Regions from separate parts of the Homo sapiens genome. Here region 1 is linked to region 2. The links are chromatin loops, found by intact Hi-C in ENCODE. Cell type or tissue: mammary epithelial cell. All regions are shown on one strand. Region 1 holds the start of LOC105372095 (a long non-coding RNA gene). Region 2 has its middle 42 kb from the start of ARK2C.

Evidence for each region. Hi-C counts contacts between places; a loop is a spot of excess contacts. Peaks named below come from ENCODE experiments on the same cell type or tissue, not always from the same donor. Only the 100,000 strongest peaks of a DNase experiment are listed, where the experiment ranks them.
Region 1: it touches region 2 in a loop (4-fold over the local background); 4 of 110 quality-filtered maps call a loop at or near these places.

What each region holds. Positions count from the first base shown.
Region 1 is chr18:46,383,810-46,391,809 of GRCh38, forward strand. The region is part of intron 1 of ARK2C (arkadia (RNF111) C-terminal like ring finger ubiquitin ligase 2C); the gene reads left to right. LOC105372095 (a long non-coding RNA gene) reads right to left here and starts at 5,729. Exons shown (of 4, transcript XR_007066354.1): 1 at 5,589-5,729; 2 at 5,320-5,449; 3 at 4,893-5,067; 4 at 4,294-4,492. RefSeq lists an enhancer at 3,356-3,856. In mammary epithelial cell, no CTCF peak of the experiment used is centred here; DNase peaks (open chromatin) are centred at 4,182 and 4,672; H3K27ac peaks cover 1,050 bases.
Region 2 is chr18:46,287,920-46,295,919 of GRCh38, forward strand. No RefSeq gene overlaps it. Among named protein-coding and RNA genes, the nearest start is that of ARK2C, 42 kb to the right of the region's middle. RefSeq lists an enhancer at 6,561-7,062. In mammary epithelial cell, no CTCF peak of the experiment used is centred here; no DNase peak of the experiment used is centred here.

The sequences.
Region 1 (8,000 bases), 96 kb after region 2:
CAAAGTGCTGGGATCACAGGCGTGAGCCACCGCGCCCGGCCACCATGTTGGTTTTCTAATGATAACGACTAACTTTACAGAGTCCAGGGTCTGCTCAGTAGTCAGTCCGATGAAGTTATATCTTGCCATGGAAGGCCAGTGACTCTTAGGGAAGTCTGTCAGACAATGCTGTAACATGACTTTAAAAGGACACACAGTCCTCTTTCTGTATTATTTCAAAGTTTTGGATATTTTTTCTTAACAGCAGACAGAGGCAGTCGGGGTGAAACTGTGGGATTCTAGCCAGAGAGCTCAACACAGAGATGGTGAAGACAGAGTTGGTACAGCAGGGCTTTTACTGTCCAAGACCACTGCCCCGGCCGTGCTTCCAGCCCAACCTCATCTACTGGGCCAACCCCTCCCTCCATCTAGAATTCCACTCTGGTTATTAAGACCACCTGGGCACTGGAGTCCCAGGGGGCTGGGATGCCCAAGGCCTCACCTGGTGCTCCCCGTAGTGTCCAGTCTTCCCGAGGACATGCAGGCTGGTGTGTACATGTATGTGTGTGGGGGGGATTCTTGATACTTCTTCCTTCTTATTGCAGAGATGCTCTTCTTCAGAGATCTGCCCCTAGCTGGGGCTTGGGAGGCCCCTCTTTCTTAAAATATATCTGGTGGCGACTTTCTTTCCTCCCCTGAATCCCTTGCCCTTTCCTTGAATATTTCTCATGGATACACACCCCATGATACACACACCACTTCCACCCCTGCCATATGGACACACACATAATGCCTCCCATATACCCAAACCTACTCAGATTCCCTGGAGAAGCAGCAAAGCCTCCCAACAGAGAGGGGACTCATTCCCTATCTCCCACCTCTTTCCACTTGGGACCATGGCCAACCCATTCTGCACTCTTGCATGAATTAGAAAATGGCCCATCATGGCCAAGCACAGTGGCTCATGCCTGTAATCCCAGTGCTTTGGGAGACCGAAGTGGGAGGATTGCTTGAGGCCAGGAGTTCGAGACCAGCCTGGGCAAAATAGCAAGACCCTGTCTCTACAAAAATAAAATAAAACAAAATTAAATATAAAATAGAATAAGAAAATGTCCTGCCTTTTCCCTGGTAGATACAGCCCAGAGCCAGGGCACACACACAGCTGGTTCAGCTCCACTCACTTCTTGATGGTCACCTTTGTGCCCGTAGACAGTATCTCTGTTCCCTCCCCCTCAAAGATTTCCAGAGTGGTGTGCAGGGCTCCCTTTCAGTTGGCAAACCTTTTGACATCTCCATGGGAGATGGTCCAGCCAACTCTGGCGTATATTCTCAGAGATCCTGCTTACCACACTGGTGCCAGCTCTTGTCTGTTGGGTTAGAGAATATGTTTGGTTGGGTGGTGTGATGTCATGGGCCAGGGGAATCTTGTCCTGCCTCACCAATTACAGGGTTGCTTCCTGGGCCTCAAATCTAATTGCACAGAGATGAGAGCTCTCCTGGGAGATGAAAGTGGTGGCTTGTGAGGACAAGTGGGTGTAAATGACTGATAACAGATTGTTTTGTCTGGAAGGAAGGACTTGCATGTGCCTGTGCATGTGTGTGTGAGTGTGCGTGTGCATATGTGTGCAGGGAGGGATTCTGAAGAGGAAGGTGTTGCACAAGGATGTCCAGGTTGAAACCCAGGAGCTTTTCTAGCGTGGCTCTACTGACTCTAGTGGACAGAGAACAGGCTCTGGAGCTCCAAATCCCCCAGATTCTGCTCCTGTCTGCTGATAGGTAGAAGCAGGAACAAAACTTACTTTGAAATGCACAGACAGAAAATCTTAATACAAGCCCCACAGCCCCTGATCTAGAAGTGTCAGCTGTCCCCCTTTGGAGCATGAACTGAGCCCTCACCAGCTCTTCCCAGAGCTTCTGTGCCCCTCCCCAGCCTCTTGCTCCAAGCCTGCACTTTTGGCAGGACCCCCTCGAGGCAGTTAATTAAAAAATCAGTGTTTGCCTTTATATTGGAAAAGAGATTTTTGCCCCCTCTGTAAGTGATAAGTGTTTCAGCTGAGCCTGGTGAGGTATCTGGGGCTGGAAGAGTTGCTTTTACTAATACATGCCAAGAAGACTGTAATGCTGTCTTCATAAAATAAGGGGATGGGGCTAGATGACCTCATGGCGGTGTGTGGTGGTTCTGATGCTCTGGCCCCAAGAACCCCTTGTCTCCGGAAGGGAGTTGCTTCCAACCATCTGGGCCTCTTTCTCAGCTGTTTTGCCAAAAATAAAGTATTGGGGTTCACCCTCAGTTTTGTGAGGCCTTAGAAGCAAATGCCAAGGCCCATCTGTCCAGGGGCCATGTTCTCAGGGAAATGCTGTTAGCTACCTACATGCCAGGGTTTCTCTTCCTCTGGCTGCCTCATTTCTTACACTGGCGAGGGAGCTGAATGAAAGCCTTCTCTGCACATACAAAGATCTGTAGACTGTCCGACACCCTTCTACTCTTTAATCATCAGCATTGTCATCGTTGCCTTCATCTCTGACATTTGTACAAATCTGATGGCTTACCAGGTACCATCAAATATATAGTCATTTCATTTGAGACACAAGCTCCCCTTATGGTGGAGCTGGGGCAGGTGTAAACTTCATTGTTTTATAGGAAGCAGAGGCAGAGGGGTTAATATCAATTTTTTTTTCCCTAAGGCCTGGTAAGGACTGGGGCCAGAACTAGAATCCAGGTCTTTTGCTAAGCTATCTTATGTCTTGACCCCCCATCAATCCATCCATCCATCCATCCATTCACCCACCCATCCACCCATCCATCCATCATTCCATCCGGCAGATAATTATTAAGTGCTCATTTCATTCCAACCATGTAGATAGCTATAGAGTAGTGAACAAAACAGGATCTTTTCCCTGTCCCTGGCAGCTGTCCTTTCAGTGGAGATTCTCTTTCTGGGACATGGTGCTGTCTTTATAGGTAGGAAGAACTGGGGAGCTGGACATGCGGCTCTCAGAGGAACATTTTGTTTTCACTTCTCATCACTTCCTCCTTCCTTCTTCCCACAGCAGACAGGATTTAGGCCATTTTGGGAGTCCCCCACTTTCTGATTTCTAGTACCTTTGGCATCATGGGCAGTGTTTGGGTGGCGGAGGAGCAGCTACTCCTTTTGGCGGGGGACACTGACATTCCTGGGCACTGCTGCGTGCCGCTGCTGAACCAGGCACTTGGCCAACATTCTCTTCTAATTCATTCCTCACACAGTTCTGAGGGGCAGTAGACAGGCTGGGTAAAGAGGCTGAGGAGAGTGCGCCAGGCCAGGGAAGCAGTGATTTTTGGTGGTCTCACAGCAGTGACACTCTGACATAGCTTGTCAACAGAGGGCTACAGTCTGTCCAGCTTAGCAGACAAGTTTCTTCATGGCTTGTTCTCAAACTTCAACGTCCAGCTGAGGCATGCATAAAAAAAGGCAGATAACCAGGCCCCACCTCCAGAGAGTCCCATTCAGCAAGTGGGTGAGGGGGTTGGGGATCTGCATTGAAACAAGCCCCCATCCTCCATGATTCCAGTGCAGAGCTTGGGGAACCACTCTGAAGTAAGGAAAGCAGCTTTTCCTTTGGACAGTGCAGGCCTTTGGGAGTGAATCCAGTACAAAAACAGCATTAGCTCTGAGGACAAGAAATGTGTACAGAACTTGCAATATTCCAGGACTAGGGGAGAAACTTGTCCCAACTTTAGTGCCAAATTCCCCTCCAGGCTGTGCAAAATGTGGAAGTCCCTGTGCTTCCCGGCACCACCTGGGTGTAGCTCTGGAGGGCATGAAGCAAGAAAAACATTCCCCACTTGGAAGAAGTCCAGAGCTGGGCATACAGACCCGTGGAGGGTGCAAGGGCCCCTGAATGGGAACAGACCAGAAACCACAGATAGCTTCAGTTTGGAAGTCAAACGCTGGGACGGGAGAAGCTTCTAGTCTTCATCATCGAGGACTGCTGAAATCCCAGGGTCAGCTCAGGGATCTGTGTGCACCCAAAGCAGCCTCTTGAAGCAGAAGCTGACCTTAGGGGTTATTTAGTTACAGGGACAGCCAGTGCAGGGCAACGCAGGCTGCCAGTCCAGCTCTTAGGACTGGGGCAGTCACGCCTAATCAACCGTGGCAGCTGTTCCTTCAAGCCTACAGGCAGCATCAGAATTCCTCTGAACAATCCCCACAGGCTGGGGATTTCCAAGATTCAAGCTGGCACTTGCGTTCCAAGCAGGCCTCTTTGCCATTCCCCATCTAGATGAACACCCTTATTTGACACACAAAGAGTATAAAGCTGAGAGAGAGAAAGTGGCTTACTGAAGGTTACATGTTTATTTGGGATTACAGCTGGGAGGTGAAGGGAGATAGCTACATAGTAAGATGGCATTTTCAAGGGGTGTTTGGGTTCCCTGGCTAAGTAAGTTGGAGAAATCCTGTATGTAATACCACCTCTAACTCGAAGATTCACCACTCATACAGTATGCAAAAGACTTGGAAAGGTTGCAAACCTGGAGAAGTTGGCAGGAAACAAAACAAAACAAAACAAAAACCTTGTTTAACTTTTTCAACTTTATAATGTTTCCATGCACTTCTTAGATACATTTGATCCTGGGACCCTTCAGTGACCTAGCAGCTGCTCAATCCTGTGGAACAATTTGTTCCTGAAACACATGTTGGGACCTGCACGTTTAGCAGGAGATCGGGCAGCAAGACACACACAACTCTGTTTTTGTGGTGCACCTTGGCCATGATCAAGGGCGCAGGAAGCACACGGGGTTGGCACTGAACCAAGCTGCCCTCAATTGGGATCTGGGGAGCGATGGACCTCTGTGACTTCTTTTCACTCGGGAGGTTTAGGTTCCTCAAGACATGAAGAAGGGGCTTGGGGCTGGGCATGGGTTTACTCACCAATCCTAGACAACAGGAAAAAGCAGCTTTTTCAGAAGGTGGGCTCAGGATAAATCAAAGCAATTTCCATTTCCCGAGTGAGGGGTAAACGTAGAGAACTCAGAGGTGTGTTTTTGTGGAGAGGTGGGTGTGGGTGAAAATTTCACACCCCACTTAGGGGCAGTTAAAAACAGACCTAAGAACACAGAGATAAAGAAAAAAAAAGACACGAAACATTGAAGCAATTGCCATGAAGCTCATGTACTTAACTCTGTGGCTGTTTATTGGATTTCTTTAATAGCTTATTGACTCTCGGTTCACGAGGAATTCTACCAGAATCAGGGTCCTATCTTGGCTCAAGGTCCACAACAGATTGGGAACAACTATTGGAGGGGGAAGACAGGCTTAGGGACCACAGAGCAGATAGCTGAGAGGAGTGGGCACATACCCATCTTGTCTCATAAGTCACCATCAGGTAGTGAGGACCACAAGGAAACAGGGAAACATCCACTGTATTTATTCACCTCTGAAGGAACCAAGAAAGTTAAGTGCACGAGCATTTAGGAAAGGTTTCCAAACTGAAAGATAGAGATTCAATGGGTAAATTTCTGTTATAGAGAAAATTTACTTATGTGCATCTTTCCCAACAATGCTGATAAATAAAACATCACTGTAAGTTCTAAACACACTGGATAAAGTCCCACTGGACAGACTCACACTGTTTTAGGAAACAAAGAGTGTCAGGTCATCTGGTTCAATCCCTTCATTTTGTAGGCACGGAAGTATATGTAGGAGTGAGAGGGACCCCTGGCTCAAGGCCCACAGCTGATGAGAGCAGAGACAGTCTCCCACCCCGGTCTAGAGTTTGCTGTTGTCAGGGGCAACCGTGGGGGTGGATTATTACGCTTTCCCCAGCCCATCCCTCATCGCTTCTCCAAACCCAGACTTCCAGACTTCAGGGACTTGGGCCCACCCGGGAGCTGTCTTAGGCCCCTACTAGATTTTATTCAAGCCATAGCAGCTCTCTCCAGGAAGTGAAATGGTCATTTCTTTCCTTTTTTTTTTTCAGACAAGGTCTCACACTGTCACCCAGGCTGCAGTGCAGTGGTGCAATCTTGGCTCACTGCAGCCTCGACTGCCCAGTCTCAGCTGATCCTCCCACCTCAGCCTCCCTGGTAGTTGGGACTATAGGCACGTGCCACCATACCCAGCTAAGTTTTGTATTTTTTGTAGAGACAGGGTTTTGCCATGTTGCCCAGGCTGGTCTTAAACTCCTGAGCTCAACTGACCTGCTACCTTGGCCTCCCAAAGTGCTTGGACTATAGGCGTGAGCCACCATGAAATGGTCATTTCTAACCAGTGACCAGAGGCTCTGTTCCCCAATTCTTCCCCTGGGTCTTCAAAGCCACTCTGGCTTCCCTGCCTTCTGCAAATATGCTCCTCTCCCTCTTCCTGACCTCCCCACCCCAACCCCTGTGGGATGAGCCAGGCTGGCAAGTCAGGTGGGAACTGGGCCGATTCCTGCTGGGACTCTCACCTAGGATGTCCTGCTCCTCCTTCCCATCACTGTCTAAATCACCCCATCTTTCCAGGTGGTGAAGAAGCCTCACAGCCATCCCCAACATCTCCAGACCCTGTGACTCTTCCTGCCCGCTGGGTGTTGGTGCAGGAATGGGGCATTGTGGAGATTAAGCCAGAGTTGGGGACTTGAAGGAAATTTTGCTGACTTCATCAGCCATCCTTGGCCTGACAGCCAATGACAGTGTTTGAAGACGGGTCACTGCTTCTATGTCTTCGGGTAGTGTGACTCATTTCTCAGAAGACGGGCATATATATTCTATCTATTTTCAGTGGAACTCATATTTAAAGCTTGTGGAGTTCCAGCTTTGTGTGAAAAAAAATACTAACCCTTCTCAAAGTGATAGAAATAAGCCGTTTTCTCTTTTCTTTTCTCTGTAGGACAGTTAGTCCATCAGCCCCCATTCAGCAGCATTTATGGGGTGTGGAATATCAGGCTAAGGAGATACAAAGGAAATGTGGGAAGGCGGTGGCTCGGAATCCTATACTGGGCTGGGCTCAGGTTCCAGTTGCACCACTTCTGAGCCGGGCACCCTTATTCTTGGTGCTTCATTCTCTTGTCTGTAAAATGGGGATATTAATGCCTCATGGGGTGTGAGGATCAGATGAAACAATGGATAAATCACTTGAGGAAGCACTCAGAAAATGGGAGCAACTATTCTACCAAATGGGTTATTTATTGACCTGCACCTCTACCATCTATAAAAGGGTGTCATTGGGATTCTTGAAAACAGCAAATGAAATGGAAATTCTGCACATTTAATAATGATGTAAAAGTCTGCCCTTGGGTCTGAATTGAACTCTGCTTTTGTTGGCTGGGTGGCTGTGGAGAGAGTTCCTACCCCATGGGTCTGAGGACAAAATGGCACCAATCGCCTCCATAAACAGGGTTCGCCACTTCGCAATTCATCACTTACAGTTTACAGGTCACAGAGCACTTGCTCATGGGTTCATTTCACATGAGTGATCTCGCTTAGTCTTGAGGTGGGAGGCTGGGGTTCTAGACTCAGCACCTTCACCTGTAGCGGGTGACCTGGGGTAAGCACCTGAACCACTGTGTCCCATGGGCTCTCTGTTGGCCAAATGGGACGACATTACAGCTCTTTCAGGTTGTCCTGGGAATCAGAGGCGAGGCCTAGTACGGGGCTGGGCTCACTGTATGCTCTCAGATCAAGGGAAAGGACACTACGGTTGTGGTTGCCGCTATTCCACCCTCAGTGTCCTCATCCGTCATGTGTGTTGAACACACTCTGTGTAGCCCCATGTTCTGTGGGAAGCCTGGAGCTCCTGAGGCCTCTATGGGGCAGGCCCTGCTCGAGCAGGGTAGTTTGCACAGCCAGGCTTTCCCACCTTCCCTCACCCTGAGCTGTTCTGCTTGGTTTGGTGACATATTAAAATGTTTGCACACCACTTACCTGGTGTAAAGGGCTTGGGACATGTCAATCTCCAGTCAGCATCCTCTGTTCACTCACCCTTCCCAAGATCTGTGCCACAAACACACACACGCACACACACACTATACAATACATCCACACACATAATACACAACCA
Region 2 (8,000 bases):
TTGGGGGCTGGGTGCCTGTAATCCCAGCTCCTTGGGAGGCTGAGGCAGGAGGACTGCTTGAGCCCAGGAGTTTGAGACCACTCTGAGCAACATACGGAGATCTCATCTTTATAAAAAATAAAAAATTAGCCGGGGCATGGTGGCACATACTTGTGGTCCCAGCTACTCAGGAGGCTGAGGTGCGAGGATGGCTTGATCCTGGGATGTTAAGGCTGCAGTGAGCCGTGATCATGCCACTGCACTCCAGCCTGGGCGACAGAGTGAGACTCCGTCTCAAAAAAAAAAAAAAAAAAAAAAGAAACAAAAAACAAAAATGCTGGTTGCACATCTGTAGGGCTGTCAGCCCAACTAATCTTTATCCCTTCTGAAAACTGCTCCATCCCAGTCTACATAATTACAGCAAGAAGAGTTATGAGGACATACCTGTCTGTCAGGCCAGAGTTGACTGGTCCAGGGATGGAATCCTGACCAAACTGGGATGTTCAGAGTCCCTCCAGGGAATTTGGAACTGGGACACTAGATCACTGGCTGGCATCAGTCTCAGTGATCTCTTGCAGTCACTGTAAATTTGAGAGCTGCGGGTCTAATATCCTATCTTGTGAATTGGGCATCAAAGAGGGCCAGGTCCCGGTGAGGAAGAAATGAGATAGGTATGCCAAGAAGGGCCAAGATGAGACATACTGGGAGGGGACTGTCTGCATGTCCTCCAGTGGTCTAGCCCCTGGCTACAGCCCACTTCTGAAGTCCTGTTGTGGGGTCCGTGGGAGATGGACTGAGCAAAAGTGAGGTGAAGGGTAACATGCATTCTCACATCCTGGAGGGTCTGGCAGTAAAGACATCACTGAAACCGTGGCTCTTTTCAGACTCAGGCTATGTACCCACCCAGTGTTAGGGAATTTAACAGTGAAAGAGCACTATGTTTTACATCAGTGTATTTTAGAGAAATACACTATATGAATGTATTTCTAATATGTGTAGGTGTTAAAAGGTGGAGATAAAAACTTTAAGCCAGGGCAGAAAGTAGATAGAGAATAATAAATATGCCATGATGTAATGAATCCTTTCTGCCAAAAGCCACTCATCTGAGATGGCTGAAGGATCAGAAATCCATTTGCCTTGATCAATTACAGGAGCAAAATTCTGACACAGCCTATTTCTCTCTCTCTTTTTTTTTTTAAGGGACGGGGTCTTGCTCTGTTGCCCTGGGTGGAGTGCAGTGGTATGATCATAGCTCAGTGCCGCCTTGTACTCCTGGGCCCAGGCGATCTTCTTGCCTCAACCTCCCCAGTAATATGATGACAGATGCTTACTACAGTGCCTGGCTATTTTTTTTTTTTTAATTCTTAATTCAGACGGGGATCTCACTATATTGCCCATGCTGGTCTCAAACTCTTGGCCTCAAGCAGTTCTCCTGCCTCAGCCTCCCAAAGTGCTGGGATGAGCCACTATGCCTGGCATCATTTCTAAATCTGATTTTAGTTTGTGGATTATGTCTCCTCGTTGACTGGAATGGGGATATCAGGGAAGAGTGAGTGGTATCAGGGAAAACAGATCTCTGGAGCCTTCCCAAATATTTCTTGCTATGCAGCCGCTGTGTTTGCTATCGCCAGGAAAGGTTTTGATGCCTCTCAAGTCACAGCCAGATAACTGAAAGAGAGTCCTGGCATAGGGTTCCTACTCCCCTCCCCACAGCCTAAGAGTTCTGTCTACACACTCCTAGAGCACCATCCTTTCTGGGTCATGGAGTTTATTTCACCATGGTGTCAATTTACTTGTCTGTTCCCTTCACACACTCTTTCTGGCCAGAGCTGTATCCCCAGTGAAAAATGTAGTGCCCAGTACATAACAGGACTTGGTAAGTATTTGTCAAATGAATGAATGCAAAGCAAATTAGTGGGGAGAGAGCGTAGAGTCAAGACCAGTGAGAAGGCAGATGTAGTAATCTTAGAGATCATAGGAGTGTTTAGGGGGTGGGGACAGAATGAAGGGAGAGCACATTTCTACTGAGTAGGTGGCCCTCGAGGCTGCCTGAGTAGGGGCTCACACACCACTCAGTGCCACTGACCACTGAGGAATAGCAGGAAGCAAGTGGCCCAGACACTGACCTGGCACCTTCCCCAGCTGCCTGACCTGCAGACCAGGACAGACAATTTGGGGCATTTTTCATTCCTTATGATCAGACGACTCCTCGAGAGGCATTTAGCAAGAACAGGCCACCCCCAGCTCCCATCGTACCCACTGGCTGATTTGCAGTGTTGCTTTTCTCAGGGAGTCACTCCCCACATCTCCAGGACCCCTCTTTGCTGGGGTCATTCAGAACCTGCCTCTCTGGCTGGGTGCAATGGTTCATGCCTGTAATCCCAACACTTTGGAAGGCTGAGGTGGGAGGATTGCTTGAGGCCAGCAGTTCAAGAACAGCATGGGTGACATAGTGAGACCTTGTCTCTACAAAAAATAAAAAGATGGGTGTGATGGCGCACACTTGTAGTTCTAGCTACTTGGGAGGCGGAGGCGAGAGGATCCCTTGAGCCCAGGAGTTCAAGTTTACGGTGGGCTATGATTGCACCTCTGCACTCCAGTCTGGGCGACAAAGCCAGATCCCATCTCTATTAAAAAGCAAAAGAACCTGCCTCTCTTCTCCCACTGTCCCTCAGAGGCAGCCAGCGGGGGGCCTACATCTGCACACAGGGTCTTCTGCCCGGAGTGCCATCTCCTGGCTGCTCTGAGCCTTCCAGGCCCAGCTCAGTGCCATCGCCTCCAGGAGCTTTTCTCCTCAGAGCACCCTTGCCATACCCGCCGACTCTTGTCACCTTTGGTACCTGCACAGGGATCTGCAGCTCACAGTGTGCTTTCCCAGCCGCTATCTCAAAAAAGGTCTCATCCATGCTCATTTTGCAGCACAGCACACAGGCCTGGGGAGGTCATGTGGCAGAGCTGGACCAGACCCAGGACTCCTGAAGCCAAGTTCATTGAACTTTCCACCCTTAGCACCTTGCTGGACACACTCATCCCCTCCACTAAGAAACACCTAACAATGGAGCCTGGATATTAGTTTCTTAGTCCTTCCTCCACACCACGCCCAGGATGATATTTTGTGCCAGGTGGTCAAGTGGTCAGAATGTTTGCTGAATTGAAGGTGGGAGGCAGAGGTTAAACCCACCTCAGACTGGAGGCTCCCCACCTGGAGAGGTTGCACCAGGAGAGGCCCTAGCACGGTGTGCACATGGCCATCTGGTTTGGTAAATTTGACTAAGATAGTTTTAAATGGCACTGGTTCAGTCCATTGTCCCTTTCCTCTGCTGCCCCCTGTCACACTTCCTCTTATGACAGATGGTGTTGGGGTGGCTCTGGGTATTTGGGGATCTGGCTAAGGGGAAGTGGAGTTGGAGGTACATTGAGTTAGGGTTAAGTGGGGTTCTCTTACGTGGCTCACAGCCACTTCCGTGTATATTTTGCTTCTTGCTAGTCATCCTAGTGTAGAAATGGCTTCTCAGGCGACTCCTGCGGCTCACTACTGACTCCTCCAATGCCATGACATGAAGGCTTAGGGCCAGCAGCTGTTTGCAATATGAGTGTGTCTGGTGAGGCTGGACTGTGGTATATGTGGGTAGTGTTGGAGAAGTAAGGTTTGAAATGAAAGAGCCAGAAGCTGGTCTGGGGAACATTCTTCTGACCATCAAATGCATAACATCAGAAGCTTGGGCTCGTCTCAATGGAAGTACAATCCTATAATGCATACCATACTTTTTTTTTTTTTTTTTTTTTTGAGAAACAGAGTTTCACTCTTGTTGCCCAGGCTGGAGTGCAGTGGCATGATTTTAGCTCACTGCAACCTCCACCTCCCAGGTTCAAGTGATTCTCTTGCCTCAGCCTCCCGAGTAGATGGGATTGCAGGCACCTGCCACCACACTCGGCTAATTTTTTTATTTTTAGTACAGACGAGGTTTCACCATGTTGGCCAGGCTGGTCTCGAGCTCCTGACCTCAGGTGATCCACCCGCCACAGCCTCCCAAAGTGCTGGGATTACAGGCGTGAGCCACCTCGCCTGGTAACAATACTTTGTTTTTTGTTTTTTTTTTAAGTGGGAATCATATGTAATAGAATATATTTCTATTCTGTAATAGAATCAGATTTTTTGGTGTGCAATTTTCTGGCTGATTTGAACAAGAAAACTTGAAATGCCCTCAAATCTTATAGCTCATGTCCAAAAACTGATAGAGGTTTCCCCAACATTAGCAACAACCCTCAACAGTTACATGACAATACCAATAATAATTTGTGAATGTGAATTTTCTAAACTGTCCATAATAAAAACCAAATTTGGATTAACCATGTTAGAGAAAAGACTAAAATATCTTTCTATTTTCTCCATGGAAAAAACATTACAAAATTGTCCCAAGAAGAGCTAATCAAAAGGTATGCAGCCCCTCAAAAAATATACAGGAAAATTTTAATAGAGGTGGATTGGGCTGTTAACTAATAAAAAGGTTGTTTTATTTTTCTGGATTTTGTGATATTTGTGGTAGTTCTCCGCTTTTTAACACTTGTAATTTGTTATGCTTTCTTTTCTCATTCCTAATAAATTGTCGTGTTTGTGCTAATTTTGTATTAGTTATTTGGTGTTATTTTTCTTTTGTTTTCTTTTTTTGAGACAGAATTTCCCTCTTGTTGCCCAGGCTGGAGTAAAATGGCACGATCTTGGCTCACTGCAACCTCTGCCTCCCGGGTTCAAGCAATTCTCCTGCCTCAGCCTCCCAAGTAGCTGGGATTATGCTCGTGTGCCACCATGCCTGGCTAATTTTTTGTATTTTTAGTAGAGACGGGGTTTCTCCATGTTGGTCAGGCTGGTCTCGAACTCCCAACCTCAGGTGATCCGCCCGCCTTGGTCTCCCAAAGTGCTGGGATTACAGGCGTGAGCCATCGCGCCCGGCCTTGGTGTTATTTTTCTTACCTAACCTCCCCCGCCGCCCCCAGTAAACTGCAGACCCATGACTCGGTCACTCTCTTTGGGCCTTGTGTCCTTCCTCCTAGGCAGGGATGGGGCCCTGACCTTGCCTTGAACCCTCTTCCAGGGAGAATTAAAGAGATGATCCTGTTAATTGTTCGGTCGTCCCTGACACCTGCAGAGGCAAAAGCACGTGGCTTTATTTGATCCTTACTGCAAACCATTAGGGAAAAACTCCATGTTTTCATTGTGGCAGTGTTTGAATGTATGCAAAAGGAGGTGAATACCCGCGGCACACGGTGCGGGATGGGCTTGGTGAGGTTCCCTGGCACTGGGCTCCGGAATGGCAGGGCCAGACGTATAATCTCTGCAGTTTGACTCCTCTCTCCATGCTGTCCCCACACTTCATGGCACATGACATGTGTAATTATGTGGTGACATCTGCATCCTTCCGCCTGGCTTAGAAACAGGCAGCACCTCTGATCCTCAGGGTGGGGGCAGGAAGCCAGTGGCAGCTGGGGGGCTGTCTGCAGCCGAGCTGATGGGATGCTTCTGAGCATGGAGAGGACTGAGGCTGTGTCTCCCTGGGGTCTGATGGGCACAGATCCCTGGACAGCAAATCTCTGGGCAAGGGGACAGCATCAGAAACATTTGGAGAGCTTTTCTTATATATGTGCTGTGTACCTTATCCCAACCTATTCTAATACCAGCAGGGATAGGGAGAAGACAGGTGCATTTTGGAAAATTTCCCAGGCAAATCTGATACCCATCCATTCTCAGAGTGAGAACCACAGCCCAAGGGGCTCATGGGAGTAACAAGTTCGTGGGGACCCAGATCTGCTCACGGCTGAAGGTAACCACCTGCTCCTAGGGGAGCGTGGAGTCAGGGCTGTGTATACAGCCAGGGCTGGGAAGCCAGACTTCCCTGGTCCACCTCCTCAGGAGCTATTTGACCTTGGGCAAGTCACTTGACCCTGAAGTCCTCTGCCTGCTTATCTACAAAATGGAAATCACGGAAGCCCTTACCTCAGGTGAGATAACTCACTTAGCACAGAATCTGACACACCACACTCAAGAATGTTAGCCACTGCTGTTATTTCCAATGGTGACATCAGACAAGGGTGAAGGGGAAGGAATATTCTCTGCTCTGGGGCTCAAGCGAGCTGCAGACTCTTCTCCCTCCTTCACAGGCGAGATGCCAATGGCTAGAGGCTCCTCCGGAAATCCAGCCCAGCCAGATCTCCTTTCAGGCTGGAGCTGGGACCACCCTCCTTTGTCTGAAGCTGGGGAAACTGGTTTGGGGAACCGGAGAGTCTCTAGTGTCACCCGCGCTCTGTCTCTTCTGGGGGCTGTTCTCAGTGAGGGGAGAGCCATACAGACAGGCATTCCTTTTCAGCATGAACAGGTGGGAAGCCTGGAACCAGAGAAGGATGCTGGGGGGCTGGGGGTGGGTTTGGCAGGGCTGTGAAGGAGGCACATTCACAGACTCCCCAGAATCCCCTCTTCCCTCTTTTTTGGCAGCCCTGATCCCCAAGGTGTGCAGGCACTCACACTACGAAAGCGCCCTCCATGCAGGGGAAAAGGGCTCAGTCAACCACACCCATTAAGTGTCGCATTTAAGATGGGGCAATACCTTGTAGTGATTTTGCAACTGGCACCAGAGCCCTTTCTTCAAATGTTCCTTACTCAAGTGCTCAGACTGGAAAGAGACTGGGAGCTTGGCATCATCCCTGCCACACACACAGCAGTCCCAGGGGTACCCCTTGGGTCCCTGGGGCTAGGGAAGCATGACCAAACAGCAAAGGAGAGATGATTGCCAGGGAGTCTCAGCCACAAGAGCCTCTGAGGCCCATCCACTCCCTGTCCCCTTCCCCTGGGAGCCAACCGCCCCCCACCCCCCACTCCTGGAGCCAAGAAAGGCAGAGTCAGCACTTGAACTCAGAACCCTGTCACCAGATTTCTGTTGCGCCCTTGGTGGTGGGGACTGAGGGGGAGCCTTCTCGTCTGCCCATCCTGCCAGGCTGGCTGCAGGCCTGAGGACCCACTCCGGTGTTTGAGCATGGACCGTGTGCCAGACCCTTCCTGCCCCAAACCTGAGGTCTCCAGCCCTTGTCTGGGGGTTTTCTGTTTCCTGGTCCTGGGAGCTTGCAGGAAGGGGACAGAAATGAAGATCTAACCCCACCTATTCCCAACACTCTTGCCTCCCTGCGCCAGGGATTAGGGATGAGAGCACTTTAGAGTCAGGGTCCCCAGAGCCCAACTGGGCTGATGAGATGAACTGTCACTCCATATTATCCCTCCTGTCCCTACCATCACTCCCTCCTGTACCCTGAAATGCTACTGGAGGTCCCACACTCTCTGCTGTGTTTGCCGCGGCCACCACCCCCAACAAACAAATCCCTCTGAAATTGATCCAGCCAGGCTACTGGGCAGCCCCTGGCTGGACACATGAGAACCACAGCATGCATTTTATAAATGTGACCAAGGAGGAAGGCCCTGCTGGAGCAGGGCAGAAGGGGCTCTAGTGTTGAAGGCCTCTGGTGCTGCCCTCTGAGTTAACTCAACCCCCAGGTCCTCACACATCCCGTGTCCTGGACACCAGCCTCCCTGTTCTATCCTCGGATCCATCTGATGCCAAAGCCAGTGTTCCTTCCTCCCCACACACAGCAGTCAGAAGTAACAGATTTGATGTACGCACGGCCAAATGGAGGAGCTTAAAACAGAGCCGAGAGAAGAAAGTCAGCGTGAGATGCACAACACAACCCATTTACATTAATTAAAATAAATGTGCCCCAAACGAGGATGTGCATGTATAAAAACATGAAGTCTGTTAGCAAGGTGCCCCATGGAGCAGACAGGAAGAGAGTAGGGAGTGGGGTCAACAAGAAATCAGAGAACAAAGAGAGAGAGGGAGTGAGAGAGAGAGGGAGAGGAAAAAGGAAGAAAAATGAAAGCAAGCAAACTCTTTAAGCCACTTCTGAATGTTTCCTCTGGGAATAAAATTTGGATTTATTTAACATATATATATATTTTTTTCACATAAAATAAAGCCTAT